Linked DNA regions of Homo sapiens: all the other regions are linked to region 2. The links are chromatin contacts, found by Hi-C or POLR2A ChIA-PET in ENCODE. All regions are on one chromosome and are shown on one strand. The core of a region is the stretch at or near the end of the contact, and the rest is flanking DNA. Distances in the headings are between cores, read along the strand shown. Region 1 overlaps LRRC8A (leucine rich repeat containing 8 VRAC subunit A). Region 2 holds the start of SPTAN1 (spectrin alpha, non-erythrocytic 1). Region 3 has its middle 19 kb from the start of SWI5. Region 4 holds the start of BBLN (bublin coiled coil protein). Region 5 overlaps MIGA2 (mitoguardin 2).

What was found. Hi-C counts contacts between places; a loop is a spot of excess contacts on that map. ChIA-PET counts read pairs that join two places held with the same protein, here RNA polymerase II (POLR2A). Pooled maps may share reads with other maps.
Region 1: a map of naive thymus-derived CD4-positive, alpha-beta T cell shows a loop between it and region 2 (4-fold over the local background). The contact joins the enhancer-like site here to the promoter of SPTAN1 in region 2. A Hi-C loop is called at or near these places in 1 of 168 maps with a recorded cell type or tissue (naive thymus-derived CD4-positive, alpha-beta T cell) and 9 of 50 pooled maps. POLR2A ChIA-PET finds 5 or more read pairs at or near these places in 4 of 52 experiments (MCF 10A, PC-9, activated CD8-positive, alpha-beta memory T cell and 1 more).
Region 3: a map of PC-9 shows a loop between it and region 2 (4-fold over the local background). The contact joins the enhancer-like site here to the promoter of SPTAN1 in region 2. A Hi-C loop is called at or near these places in 5 of 168 maps with a recorded cell type or tissue (Calu3, HCT116, IMR-90 and 2 more) and 5 of 50 pooled maps. POLR2A ChIA-PET finds 5 or more read pairs at or near these places in 7 of 52 experiments (CD8-positive, alpha-beta T cell, Caco-2, GM10248 and 4 more).
Region 4: a loop to region 2 is called in a map of naive thymus-derived CD4-positive, alpha-beta T cell, with 24 times the contacts of the local background. The contact joins the promoter of BBLN here to the promoter of SPTAN1 in region 2. A Hi-C loop is called at or near these places in 1 of 168 maps with a recorded cell type or tissue (naive thymus-derived CD4-positive, alpha-beta T cell), 1 of 37 single-sample maps with no recorded cell type and 13 of 50 pooled maps. POLR2A ChIA-PET finds 5 or more read pairs at or near these places in 1 of 52 experiments (HEK293).
Region 5: a map of PC-9 shows a loop between it and region 2 (4-fold over the local background). The contact joins the enhancer-like site here to the promoter of SPTAN1 in region 2. A Hi-C loop is called at or near these places in 1 of 168 maps with a recorded cell type or tissue (PC-9). POLR2A ChIA-PET finds 5 or more read pairs at or near these places in 3 of 52 experiments (A549, HCT116 and activated CD4-positive, alpha-beta memory T cell).

The regions. Positions count from the first base shown.
Region 1 is chr9:128,901,528-128,904,227 of GRCh38, reverse strand. The region is part of intron 2 of LRRC8A (leucine rich repeat containing 8 VRAC subunit A); the gene reads right to left. Among named protein-coding and RNA genes, the nearest start is that of PHYHD1, 18 kb to the left of the region's middle. RefSeq lists a silencer at 315-487. Within about 2 kb of position 1,392, at least 22 of the 41 ENCODE cell types and tissues checked have a DNase peak (open chromatin) inside an H3K27ac peak, as active enhancers do; they include PC-9, where a contact is called at or near this core.
Region 2 is chr9:128,551,058-128,553,851 of GRCh38, reverse strand. It overlaps SPTAN1 (spectrin alpha, non-erythrocytic 1), which reads right to left and starts at 1,265. Exons shown (of 57, transcript NM_001130438.3): 1 at 1,156-1,265. It overlaps LOC101929270 (a long non-coding RNA gene), which reads left to right and starts at 1,439. Exons shown (of 4, transcript NR_188457.1): 1 at 1,439-1,484. RefSeq lists a silencer at 852-1,621.
Region 3 is chr9:128,294,199-128,296,898 of GRCh38, reverse strand. No RefSeq gene overlaps it. Among named protein-coding and RNA genes, the nearest start is that of SWI5, 19 kb to the right of the region's middle. Within about 2 kb of position 1,343, at least 15 of the 41 ENCODE cell types and tissues checked have a DNase peak (open chromatin) inside an H3K27ac peak, as active enhancers do; they include HCT116, PC-9 and endothelial cell of umbilical vein, where a contact is called at or near this core.
Region 4 is chr9:128,158,815-128,161,514 of GRCh38, reverse strand. BBLN (bublin coiled coil protein) reads right to left here and starts at 1,250. Exons shown (of 2, transcript NM_024112.4): 1 at 1,029-1,250. The coding sequence starts at 1,107. RefSeq lists silencers at 1,001-1,090, 1,301-1,510 and enhancers at 442-1,395, 1,396-2,349.
Region 5 is chr9:129,051,290-129,053,989 of GRCh38, reverse strand. The region is part of intron 6 of MIGA2 (mitoguardin 2); the gene reads right to left. Among named protein-coding and RNA genes, the nearest start is that of MIGA2, 16 kb to the right of the region's middle. Within about 2 kb of position 1,274, at least 14 of the 41 ENCODE cell types and tissues checked have a DNase peak (open chromatin) inside an H3K27ac peak, as active enhancers do; they include HCT116, where a contact is called at or near this core.

The DNA.
Region 1 (2,700 bases), core at 143-2,642, 350 kb before region 2:
TTTTACTTTACATTCAATTTTTACTTTACACTGTAACCCAGAACCTAGATTTTTATCTAAACCAAGTTTTAAATGCCTGTGTCAAATGTGTCTGTCTCTCTTAGGAGAGGAACAGGGGTGCCCAGATGATGGGCCACCTTTCTTTGATTACTGATAATGTTAATAACCAGAATAGTAACAAACTTTTTTTTTTTCCCTTTTTGAGACAGTCTCACTCTGTCACCCAGGCTGGGGTGCAGTGGCATGATCCTGACTCACTGCAACCTCTGCCTCCTGGGTTTAAGTGATTCTCATGTTTCAATCTCCCAAGTGGCTGGGATTACAGACGCCCGCCACCACATCCAGCTAATTTTTGTATTTTTAGTAGAGACGGTGTTTTGCCATGTTGGCCGGGCTGGTCTTGAATTCCTGGCCTCAACCAATCCACCTGCCTTGGCCTCCCAAAGTTCTGGGATTACAGGCGTGAGCCACCGTGCCCGGCCTAGGTAGGAACTCTTTAAGAACAGCACTTCTCGGGCCAGGCACAGAGGCTCACGCCTGTAATCCCAGCACTTTGGGAGGCCAAGGCGGGCGGATCACGAGGTCAGGAGATCGAGACCATCCTGGCTAACAAGGTGAAACTCCGTCTCTACTAAAAATACAAAAAAATTAGCCGGGCATAGTGGCAGGCGCCTGTAGTCCCAGCTGCTTGGAAGGCTGAGGCAGGAGAATGGCGTGAACCCGGGAAGTGGAGCTTGCAGTGAGCCGAGATCACGCCACTGCACTCCAGCCTGGGTGACAGAGCGAGGTGCCGACTCAAAAAAAAAAAAAAAAAAGAACAGCACCTCTCTGCAAATGCCAAACACTCCCCAGCCCCAATCTTTCTAGGCTATGCTGGATGGGGAGGACAGGAGGAAGGCAGAGCAGGACCCCATGTGAGGCAGGTGGAATGGGGCACTCAGCAAGGGTGATGATGGCCACAGCCAGTGCTGAGGGCCTGGAAGTGTGCCAGGCACCAGGCAGGCCTCCCCTGCAGGCCCTCCTAGGGTCATCCTTGATGCCCAAGAGGCCAGGCCTCTATAGCCCCATCCCAGAGATGGGGGTGCTAAGGCTCAGGAAGGTGACATCACCTGCCAACATCCCCCTGCTATTAAGGGGCAGAGTAGAGTAAGAACAAACCCAGCAGGCCTGTCCCTCTACCACCGGGCTCAGGTCCTCGCCACCATGTGGGACTTGCCCTCCGCCTGCCCAAGGTCTCACCCAGGCGGTGCCAAGAGAAACAGGACTGGGAGTGCAGCTTCCCCGCCCCTCAGCATTACCAGCGCTCAGGTCACAAAGGGGCCAGCAGACACCACCGCCCGCCCTGGGCTGGCAGCTCCAGGCCAGAAGTCAGTCCTCCTAGTGATGCCAGGACTCACGGGCCAGGGCAAGCACCCGCCCCACAGGAAGGCCCGGGCCCTCTAATGACCAGGTGGGTCCACGCACCACCTACACTGCTGGGAAAGAAAGTGGCACTGGGAGAGCTTCTGAATCACACAGCTGCCTCCACTGAGACATGTGGACACCTGGAGTCCCCATCCAGGGCCAGGACCTAAAGACTGGGGAACAGAAGAGGGAGGAGAGGAGCCCGGTGCATGCAGCAGCCTGCCTGCCCCCAAGTCTGGAATGAGACAGCCAGGGCGGGCGCGGCTGTTTGAGCGGGCAGGATGTGGTGACAATGATACTGCAACACCTCCCTCGTGTTCAGGGAGTGGGGTGTGTTCGCTCACAGAAACACCTGCTTCCTCTGCGAGGAGCCGCCCCAGCCCCGCCGACCTGGGGCTTGTCTGTACCACCCAGACTCCTCCTTCTGAGGCAGGAAGTGTTCCCAGCTCAGTCACACAGGTGAGGGAAACTGAGGCTCACAGAGGCAAAACCACCTGCCCAAGGCAGGAAACACCGTCCCAATCAGGTCTGATTCTGACCACCCGCCCCAACTCCGTGCTTGGTCTGGGAACATCCGGACTCTGTTCAGCCCTTGGCTAGGTCCAGCGGGGGTAAAAAAAAATGATCAAGGTGGGACTTCTGCTTCAGGTTCCTCTCTCCAGTTTGAGTGTGTCTGGGGAGTGGAGGAGGGCCCTGGGGTTCCAATGGCAGAGCCTGGGGCTGGCTGCAGAGCTGAGAAGGGCCTGGACTGGAGTCTCTCACAGGCCTGGCCCGGCTGGTGCCTGGGCCTACCCCTGGTAAGGGTAACCTGTCTGGAGGGGTCACCCCCAGCTGCACCCGTTTCCTTGTCCTCTGCTGTGTGATTCTGGAAAAGTCACTGCCCCTCTCTGATGGGGCTTCGGGGGAGATCAGGAAAGAGGGTGCAGGCACCAAATCCAGGGTTGAGTTCCCAAGGGTGTGGGGAAAGGAGCCCCACCCCAACAGGAGCCAGCCGGGTGGTCAGAGCCACCTGCCTGCCCCCTACAGGGGCAGGCTCCCTCCCACACGGCTCTTGCCGAGGATGAAGAGGGGAAGCCAGTACCAAGGTGTGGGCCTGGACTCTGGTAGCCTCTCTGTGGGACCTTGGACAAGCTCTTCACTGCTTGCAGCCTCAGTTTCTTCACATACATGGTGGGCATGATACCACGCAGGGCTGCTGGGAGGAGGCCATGGAATTATTTTAATTAAATGGGACGGGGTCTTGCTATGTTGTCCAGGCTGGTCTCAAACTCCTGGCCTCAAGCAATCCTCCTGCTT
Region 2 (2,794 bases), core at 16-2,515:
AACACATTATGAAAATACTTCATATGGCCTCTCTCCTGTTCTTCCCGAACAGCCATGATGGTAAGTTTTTCTAAAATAACATGATGAAGACAGAACAAAGGGCTTAAATATTTTAGGATCTATTATATAAAAGAGATCTGATTAGATGTTGGAACAGTTCAAGCATCATCTCAACCCAGCTTTCTGAGCTATTTAGGCTTTTCATTTAAAACATATTCAACTTTTAACAAGGCGCTTATTTAAAATATATTTTACTCTAGTACATCAGAGACTTTTGAAAGCGATGTTCTAGGGGAAGCGTCTAATCAAATTCTCAGGGACAGCTTTCAAACAAAAGACTGTTCTATCATTCAACAGTGGTATGGTAGAATTTTTGACACTGTATCTCGACTCGAAAGACCCAGTCCCAGGAAACACACACACAAACAAGAACGCTAAGCTATTAAGTTATTTGATTTGAGCCACATACCATGCAAGCACTGCATTTACCTATTATTTACAAGCAAATCACAACTAGGAAGAAAGAAAAATGTTTATTACAAGGAAAGAAAAGGAGACGGCCAGTCTCAGACCCTTCTGCGTTCAGAGAGACGGCAGAGATTCGCCATGCAGGATGAAATTAAGGTCAGAGAGCCGTTTACGCTATGCTCGGGCTCCCCGGGCTCTTCCTCCCTCTACGGCTGGCCGGCATTGCTGGTGCGATTCGGAAGAACGAGCTGCAGAAGTCGCTCCCGGCCGAGGGAAGGGACCGGGGGCGGTGCGGGGAGCGTTCTGCAGGGAGGCGGCTGGCGAAGATCCCGACGAGGGAGCCCCCACCCACCTGCCGCAGCCGGATGGGGCAGGGCAGGGCCGCGCCGCAGCCAGGCTTGGGGGTGGTTGGGAGGGACCCGGCGGCCTCGCGCCCCCTCCCCCCGTCAGTGACATTCCAGCGGCGGCGCCGAGCCTCGGCCCGGCTGCTCCTCCGCAGCCCACGCGCCACAAAAGCAGCGGCAGCGGCTTCCCCCACTCAGCCGAATGGAGGCAGCCCCGCGGCCCGCCCGGCTCACCTGTCCGCGCGCCGGCCCCGCCCCGCCTGAAGAGCTGCCCAGCTCCCACCCGGGGGTCGGCTGCCCGGGGCCCCGCTCCCTCCCGGAGCTCCCCGGCTGCCCCTCTCACCGGCTCTCGGGGGGTGAGGGGCGTGGGTGCGTCGGGCCGAGGGGTGCTGAAGGACCGAGGAGCCTCCGCGGCCTCCGCTCCACACCGTTCACTCCGCAGCGGGTAGTGGCGGCGACGCGCGCGCCCCGCCTCTTTTATAAGCGGCTACGCGCGCTCCCGCGGCGGGCGGGCGCGAGCGCCGGGGGAAGCGCCCCGGCGCTGCGCGAGGGGTGGGGGAGCGCGCCGGCGGAGCAAAGGGGGCGGTGCTCCCGCCGGCTCGCCGCCCGACCGCCCGGCGGAAAGGGCCGAGCGATCCCGGAAGGAGCCGAAGCGACAATGCGGGGGAAGAGGTGAGCGAGGGGCGGGCCGCGGGAGGATGGGGAAATGGGGCGCGCGCAAGGGGTGAGGGGTGATGGTGCAGTGAGGTCACTGCCTACGCCCTGGCGGTAGAGACGCTCCCGCCTCACCTCCCTCCCCGCAGCTTGCGCCCCGCCACCGCCCGCCCTGCGGACAGTCGTCTGCATCGCACCACTCCGCCCTGGGAGCTCTTCCAGGACTGCGGAGAAGGGCGGGGCGGGGGTATCGCTGCAGTCTGGCTGGGGATGCTGCGCGCCCCGGCCGGAAAAACGCCCAGTCCCAAAGGGTGAGATCACCCGAGTGCGTCTCTTCCTGCTCACTTTCCCGAGGAGGAGGCTGGCGCTGGGGTCCCAAGTCAGCCTAATTCGGTGGGGGCTGGGGTCAAGAAGACGCGGATGATTTGGGGCCCCGGGTTTGAGGAGGTGGTGAGAGGAAAAGGCCAAATCCGAATCAGAAAAAAAATTAAGTCGACTAATTTGGGGCATAAAGCTGTCATTCTGGGATTTGGAGAGTTAATTTCTTATGTTCTTGGAGATTATGGGGGAGGAAACGGCAGCGGCAAAATAATAATTTCTTACATTCCTGCAACAAAAGCTTTCTCACAGGTCGCCAGTGGAATAGGCTACATTCATCCTATTTCATAAACAAGACATTAAGGTTCTTTCTGGCACAATTAATCGAACTTGCCTTGTGTACTAGGCACTATGCTAAGTATTTCGTGTTACCTTTTCATTTCTTAATCTTTGCAATAATTTTATGAGATGTTTTCCCATTTTACAAATGGGCACTCTTACATAATGCTCATGTAGGCTAAGTCTCTTGGCCCAGGTCAGGCAGCTACCAATTGGAAGAGCTAGGATTTACATCTCAGCAGTCAGAACCTTCCCTTTGCAACCGTATGTGTATTGCCTTCAAATAGGAAAGGGAGGCATTTTGATGCGGGTGGCTGCTGGGGTGCAGAAAGAGAAAAATAAGATTCTCAGAATTTCTGATACTTAAAGTCCTAGCAGTTTAAGGTCCTGGCTCTAAACTCTGTAGCCAGAAGCCCTGGATTAGGAAGCCCTTTCCCTATCCCCATTCCGGTGACAGCTGGGCCGCAGCCACTGGGAGTAACACCCAGATCATTCCTGTGCAGTCAGGCAGACGGGGAGCTCTGCAGCTTAGGAAGGCTTCAGCCTCCTGGTTACCAAGCAGCTCTCCTCTTTAAATAAATATAAAGTCATTGGACACTGCACCAGAATCTGGGCCCAGACCTGGCCCTGAGCTTCCTGGCCCTCTGCAGTTTGGCTTCTTTCCCCGTGCC
Region 3 (2,700 bases), core at 94-2,593, 260 kb after region 2:
ATACTGCGGGGCATGGTGACTCAGCTCCCTGTCTGACCCACAGAATTGCATATGTGCTGGTGATTGTGGCCATCAATCCCTTATCTGGTGAAACCTTTGGCTCATAACTGGTTTGGGTGTGTGATTGTTACCTTTCACCTCATTCTCAGGCCCATCCACATGACGTGGAACCTGGAGCTTTCCTCCCAATTCCTCCGAAGAATCAGGGTTGGGGGCCCCAACATCCCTTAGCCCCAACCACAGAGGCACTGGGCCCTTGGCCTGGGCTTCCTCCCTTCCCTCTCTCCCCAAGCGGCCCCTCCTTTTTTTCAAGACAGGGCCTCACTCTATCACCCATGCTAGAGTGCAATGTGTGATCATGGTTCATGGTAGCCTTGACCTCCTGAGCTGGATCGATCCTCCCACTTCAACCTCCTGAGTAGCTGGGTACCACCATGCTTGGCTTTGTTTTTTTTTTTCTTTTTTTTGAGACGGAGTCTTGCACTGTCGCACAGGCTGGAGTGCAGTGGCGCAATTCGGCTCACTGCAAGCCCCGCCTCCCGGGTTCACGCCATTCTCCTGCCTCAGCCTGCCGAGTAGCTGGGACTACAGGCGCCCGCCACCACGCCCGGCTAATTTTTTGTACTTTTAATAGAGACGGGGTTTCACCGTGTTAGCCAGGATGGTGTCGATCTCCTGACCTCATGATCCGCCCACCTCGGCCTCCCAAAGTGCTGGGATTACAGGCGTGAGCCACCGTGCCCGGCCCATGTTTGGCTGTTTTTAAAATTTTTTGTGGAGGATAGGTCTCACTATGTTGCCAAGGTGGTCTCAAACTCCTGGGCTCAATTGATTGTCCTGCTTTGGCCTCCCAAAATGCTAGGATTATAGGCATGAGCCACCACACCCTGCCCAGCTGATGTGGCCCCTTCTGAGCAAAACTAGAGTGGGGCACTATTTGGCGACACTGCTCTGTGACACATTTCTGTCAGGCCACCCAAAAATGACCCCTTTCAGTCCCCAGGGACAACAGTGCAGGCTGTACTGTGTTAGTATTTTGAACTCCGTAGGTGCCGGATGACAAATATTTTCGAGTAGGGTTTATACCGGATATGATCAAACAAACCATGTATGTGTACACACCAGGCAGAGTAACCTCTGCCACCTGTTTTCCAGCACATGGGGGCACGGCCTGAGGAATCCACATCTCGCAGCTGCTTGCTCCTTACTGCCCCTGGTTGCTTCAAACTCCTGAGAGGGGTGCTGCCAGAGAACCCCCTCTTCTATGTGTTCTGAGGATTCAGCCTTCGTGAATCTGGCCTGGCAGGCTGGAACCTTTCCAACAAGGCCCTCCCAGGGCTTGCTTCCCAGGGCAGTTGGGCACATCTCTGAGTGGACACTGCCCCCTCGAGGCCGTGCCCACTATGACACCTGGGAGAGCTGAGCTCACACAAGAGAAACAGACCAAGGTGGATGCTTTCCTTCCAAGTGTCCTCCCTGGGTGCCTCAAGATTGAACCAAAATGCAGAGCTGGGTTACGATTGTGTTTGGGGGAGACTTTCATCATGCACCAAGAATCCAAGTGGACACAACCTGCAAATCACCATCCCTGATCACCTTTCAACGAGACCAAATCCCTTTGTGTCCTGGGCCAACTAAGTTTTCTGCCTCTGGAATACTCTCCCACATTTTTTTTTTTTTTTTTTTTTTTTTTTGAGACGGAGTCTTGCTCTGTCGCCCAGGCCGGACTGCGGACTGCAGTGGCGCAATCTCGGCTCACTGCAAGCTCCGCTTCCCGGGTTCACGCCGTTCTCCTGCGTCAGCCTCCCGAGTAGCTGGGGCTACAGGCGCCCGCCACTGCGCACGGCTAATTTTTTGTATTTTTAGTAGAGACGGGGTTTCACCTTGTTAGCCAGGATGGTCTCGATCTCCTGACCTCATGATCCACCCGCCTCGGCCTCCCAAAGTGCTGGGATTACAGGCGTGAGCCACCGCGCCCGGCCTTTTTTTTTTTTTTTTTTGAGACAGAGGCTCACTCTGTTGCTTAGGCTGGAGTGCAGTGGTGCCATCTTGGCTCACCGCAACCTCTGCCACCCAGGTTCAAGTGATTCTCTTGCCTCAGCCTCCTGAGAAGCTGGGATTACAGATGTGTGCCACCATGCCCGGCTAATTTTTGTATTTTTAGTAGAGACGGGGTTTTGCCATGTTGCCCAGGCTGGTCTCGAACTCCTGACCTCAGGTGATCCGCCCGCCTCAGCCTCCCAAAGTGCTGGGATTACAGGCAGGCAGCCCTCTCCCACATTCTTACCTGGCTGCCTCCTACTGGACAGACATGGATGTCTCTTCCCCTGGGAAGTTTCCCAGTGTCCCATATTGGTTGGATGCAGCTCCAACATGCTTCCATAACCCTGTGGCAGCATTTTATCTGTATTGTCGTGGCTGCTTGAGTCTCTGACCTCCCGCTGGCAGGTGAGCACTGTGTGGCAGGGACCCAGAGACTGGGGCTCCCCAGCACCTGGCCCTGACAGTTTTTTTGTGTAGGAAGAGGCAAGACCAGCCAGCTCTCCACATAGAGAACATGGTGTAAGGTGAGAAAACCTCAAGGAAGGGCTCACCTCTCAAGGGGCTCCCACCCACTCAGAGCCTGGCCACTTCCCTCTCCTCCTCCTCCTTCACCATAAAACCAGGTGGCCGGCCAGGCGTGGTGGCTCATGCCTATAA
Region 4 (2,700 bases), core at 1-2,500, 390 kb after region 2:
CCAGGCTTTATCTGTGTCAAGGGTACTTCCCAGTTCCAAGCCTTTGCTTCTGCCTGGGACACCACCCTCCTCCCCACTGTTCTAAGTCCTGTCTGCCAACATCCACTTAATGTGACCTCCTGGGAAGCTCTTCCTGATGCTCCCAACAGCATTGCCCAATGCAGAGCTACCTGAAACTATTGTGATGGATGTACAACCCTGGGAATACACAAAAGCCTACTGAACTGTACAGTATGGGTAAGTTGTATAGCTCAATAAAGCTGTTACGCCAAACAAAACAAAGAGCATGCACCATACTTACACCACATTTACTAAATCCTCAGTGTATGTTAACATGCCAATCTTTACTATACCAAAGATAATAATGACGATAACCATTTACTGAACTCTTGCATGCTAGAACCTGCTAAGGATTTTCCTTTTTTTTGCATTTAATTCTGACACATCCCAGTGCAGCAGACACTAATCGTTATTCCTATTTTATAGAGGGGGAAACTGAGGCTGAAGAAGGTGAGAAGGGAGCCGATGGTTCTCTTCACACCCCACCCCTGCACTCGTAAGCACGCAAAAGGCTGCTCTGTAAGCTGCTGACATTTGGCAAGGCTGTGAGGCTACACCAGCAAAGCCGGGTGGCTGGGGATGCTGAATCGGCAGAGCGACGCCCCCGCGTCCCCAACTCCACGTCCCGGCCCGGCCCCTCCGCTAAGCTCAACCCTGCCTCCCTCAGGTGCCTCGGTCTCCCCCAGGACTGAAGGAAGTGGTGGAGCAAGGCCCACAAGGGCGAGTGTCCCCGAAGCTGCCTTAGTTTCCCCATCTGTAAAACGGGACTGGTGACCTGCAGCTCTCACGGGGCTGGGAACCGGCTCGCGGGTGCTCGCCCTGCATCCGAGACAGCACCTACAACTCCGGACCCGCTCGGGGCGGAATGGGTGGGCTCTTTGTTCCCTTCCGAGACCCCATCTCGATTCCCCTTCCCGGGAGGGCAGCCCTGAAAATGCAAGGTTGCTCCAGCAGCCCCCTCGGGTCACCTGCTTCCCCGAAGCCGTCCTCCTCGCCTTCCGCTCCCGCCTCCACCGGCATCCCCAGGTCTCCGTTGGGGCCCGACATTGCGGGCTCGGGCGCCCGAAGGGCCGCGCGACGATGGAACGCGGCGACCGTCGCGCCGAAAGCCGGCGCCGGATGGAAGGTGGAGGCGGCGGATAGAACACGGGCCGGAAGGGTAGAACGCGGCAGCAGATCTCCGCCCAGAGGCCGGTGCCCCGCCCCTGAAGCCGGAATCCCGCAGCTCCCGCTCCGCCCCGCCCCGCCCCCAGCCGGAACTCCGCCCCCGCCGCTGTTCTGGCCCCGCCCTACCTCCAGACTCCACCCCCACCACCGGACTCCCGCCTCCACCTCCCTCACAGTCGAACTCCGCCCATTCCGCCCCCGGCCTCGCCCCTCTCCCGGGCGCTGGGCGGGGCCACCACGGGGCTGCCCCTGGAAAAGCCCAGGAGTAGGGAGGTCCGGGAGGAGCGGCGGGAGACCGTCCAAGCCCATCTGCTGCTTCGGCCCCTCCGCGTTGGCGAAATCGAAAACGGGGTTTCCTTGTTATTTTTTGAGATAGGGCCTGGCCCTGTCTTCCAGGCTGGAATGCAGTGGGGTGATCTCTGCCTCCCAGCCTGAAGCGATCCTCCCACCTGAGCCTCCAGAGTAGCTGGGACTACAGACGGCTGCACCACGCTGGCTATTGTATTTTTTGGAGACGGGGGGGGGGGGGGGGGAGGGGTTTCGCCATGTTACCCAGGCTGCTCTCGAACTCCTGAGCTCGAGCCATCCACCCGCCTCAGCCTACCAAAATGCTGGGATTACAGGCACGAGCTACTGGGCCCAGCCTTGGAAACGGGGTTTCCACACCTCTTGTGGCTTCCGGATATACCTCTTGTGGCTTCCGGATATTCTTCTTCACAGCCTCGCTGAGAGTCACGAAGGGTCTCCTTCCTCTTTGCCTCTCTGCCTGCACCCCAGTGGAGAGGACCCAACACCCCTACCCCTGGATCTGGGCCTTCCTGGTCTTCAGCGCTTCTCTTAGGGCTCATTGGTTACAACCTGTGGGTGGGAATCAGGCTGGACTCCAGCTCTGGACAAGAGAAACAGGAACATTAGCTAGGCGGGGTGGCTCCCACCTGTAATCCCAGCGCTACGGGAGGCCGAGGTGGGAGGATTGCTTGAGCCTAGGAGTTGGAGACCAGCCTGGGAAACATAGTGAGACACCCTACTCCCACCCCCGCCCACTCAGCCCCCCCCACCCCCGTCTCTACAGAAAGCACAAAAAAAATTAGCCAGACCTGGTGGCATGCACCTTAGTTGCAGCTGTTTGGGAGGCTAAGGCAGGAGGATCACTTGGGCCCAGGAGTTCGAGGCTATAGTGAGCTATGACTGCACCACTGCACTACAGCCTGGGCAACAGAGTGAGACCCTGTCTTTAAAAAAAAAAAAATTAATTAATTAATTAAAAATAAAATGTTTAATTAGCCAGGTGTGGTGGTACACGCCTGTAGTCCCAGCTACTCAGGAGGCTGAGGCAGGAGAATCACTTGAACTGGGAGGCAGAAGTTGCAGTGAGCAGAGATCGTGCCCTTGCACTCCAGCCTAAGCAACAGAGCAAGACCCTGTCTCAAAAAAAAGAAAAAAAAAGGCCAGGCCTGGTGGCTCACGCCTGTA
Region 5 (2,700 bases), core at 25-2,524, 500 kb before region 2:
CTCACTGCAGCCTTGAACTCCTGGGCTCAGGTGATCCTCCCACCTCAGCCTCCCGAGTAGCTGGGACCACAGGAACATGCCATGACACCCAGCTAATTGGTCACGCCACTGCACTCCAGCCTGGGCAGCAGAGTAAGACCCCGTCTCAAGAAAAAATTTTTTTGAGACAGAGTCTCACTATGTTGCCCAGGTTGGTCTTGAACTTCTCCCTCACTGGCTCAAACAATCCTCCCACCTCAGCTTTCCAAAGTATTGGAATTACAAGTGTAAGCCACTGTGCCCAGCCTATATTTCAATAAAACTGTTTAAAAATTATAGCAATAGGCCAGGCGCAGTGGCTCATGCCTGTAATCTCAGCACGTTGCGAGGCCGAGGCGGGCGGATCACCTGAGGTCAGGAGATAGAAACCAGCCTGGCCAACATGGTGAAACTCCATCTCTACTAAAAATACAAAAAAAATTAGCCGGGCGTGGTGACACATGCCTGTAATCCAAACTACTCGGGAGGCTGAGGCAGGAGAATCGCTTGAACCTGGGAGACAGAAGTTGCAGTGAGCCAAGATTGCGCCACTGCACTCCAGCCTGGGCAACAAAAGCGAAACTCCGTCTCAAAAAAAAAAAAAATTATAGCAATAGACAGAAAAAAATGCCTGAAGGAATAGAAAGTGGTGATGCCTGGATGAAGGGCTGCAGGCACCCCTTGTAGGATTGTAAGGTTGTAGGCGTCCTGGCATGTAGATATGCCACAGATCATTAACTGAGCACCTACTATGGACCAGGCCTGAACAGCTGGTGCTGGCGCCCCCACAGAGCGCCAGTGCTCCAGGAGGCCGAGGGTGCCACACCACACAACCATGGGCTGTCTGATCAGAGTCTGGGATCAGACTATTTTACACCCCCTTCTCTTTCCTATTTCTGTACTTTTCATTATTTGATAAGGAATATGTAATTGCTTTCACAACAAGGAAAACAATGCAAATTCTATCATTTTCAGATATAGTTTTTAGCAAGAAATACAATTTGGGAAATAAAGCTACCTCCCTTGAGTCCCCCTCACCAACACACTCCTACAGGTGCCCGTTCCCTGCCGACTCGCAGACAGGACCTGACGCAGCTGCAACTGCAGGCACTCAAGGGTTTGAGTCACTTCAAACCTCAGGTATTTCCCTGACCTTCACATCCTGAGCTCACGCCCCAGCAGGGACAGAGAGCATGGACACCTTCAACTTGTTACCAGCTGTGCCAGACACAGCCCTCCCCTTGTTCTGCAACCTGTTTCCCAGGTCCCCCTGCCAGCTGGCTCTCGGCCAATGGGACACACGGGTAGAGGAATGAAGGCAAGGGTGAGGGAGGAATAGGCAGAGAAATCCTCCCTCCTCCTTCTACCTCCGCTGCCAAAAGTGGCCCCATCCCCTCAAATTCCTGGGCTCAACTGGTCCTCCTGCCTCGGCCTCCCAAAGTGCTGGGATTACAGGTGTGAGGCACCGTGCCTGGCCACAAAAATTTAAATTTTAGCCTTTTAACTTCATTTTCCTTTCCTGATATTGCAATAATAAATATTCACTGTAGGCTGGGTGTGGTGGCTCAAGCCTGTAATCCCAGCACTTTGGGAGGCCGAGGCGGGTGGATCACTTGAAGTTAGGAGTTCGAGACCACCCTGGCCAACATGGTAAAACCCCATCTCTACTAAAAATACAAAAATTAGCCGGGCGTGCTGGCAGGCACCTCTGACTCTGGCTTCTCAGGAGGCTGAGACAGAATCGCTTGAACCCAGGAGGTGGAGGCTGCAGTGAGCCAAGATCACGCCACTGCACTCCAGCCTGGAAAACAGAGTGAGGCCACACCTTAAAAATAAATAAATTACAGGCTGGGCGCGGTGGCTCACGCCTATAATCCCAGCACTTTGGGAGGCCGAGGCGGGCGGATCACGAGGTCAGGAGATCAAGCCCATCCTGGCTAACACAGTGAAACCCTGTCTCTGCTAAAAATACAAAAAAATTAGCTGGGCGTGGTGGTAGGCACCTGTAGTCCCAGCTACTCCAGAGGCTGAGGCAGGAGAGTGGCGTGAACCCAGGAGGCAGAGCTTGCAGTGAGTCGAGATCGCACCACTGGACACCAGCCTGGGCAACAGAGTGAGACTCCGTCTCTAATTAATTAATTAATTAATTAATTAATTACATCCTGGCTAACATGGTGAAACCCCGTCTCTACTAAAAAATACAAAAAATTAGCCGGGCATGGTGGCAGGCACCTGTAGTCCCAGCTACTGGGGAGGCTGAGGCAAGAGAATGGCGTAAACCTGGGAGGCAGAGCTTGCAGTGAGCCGAGATCACGCCACTGCACCTCCAGCCTGGGCGGCAGAGCAAGACTCCGTCTTAAAAAAAAATAATAAAATAATAAATAAATAAATAAATAAGCCAGGCACGGTGGCTCACGCCTGTAATCCCAGCACTTTGGGAGGCCAAGGCGGGCGGATCATGAGGTCAAGAGATGGAGATCATTCTGGCCAACATGGTGAAACCCCGTCTCTACTAAAAATACAAAAATTAGCTGGGCGTGGTGGTGCACACCTGTAATCCCAGCTACTTGGGAGGCTGAGGCAGGAGAATCTCTTGAACCCAGGAAGCGGAGGTTGCACTGAGCCGAGATCGCGCCACTGCACTCCAGCCTGGCAACAGAGTGAGACTCCGTCTCCAAAAAA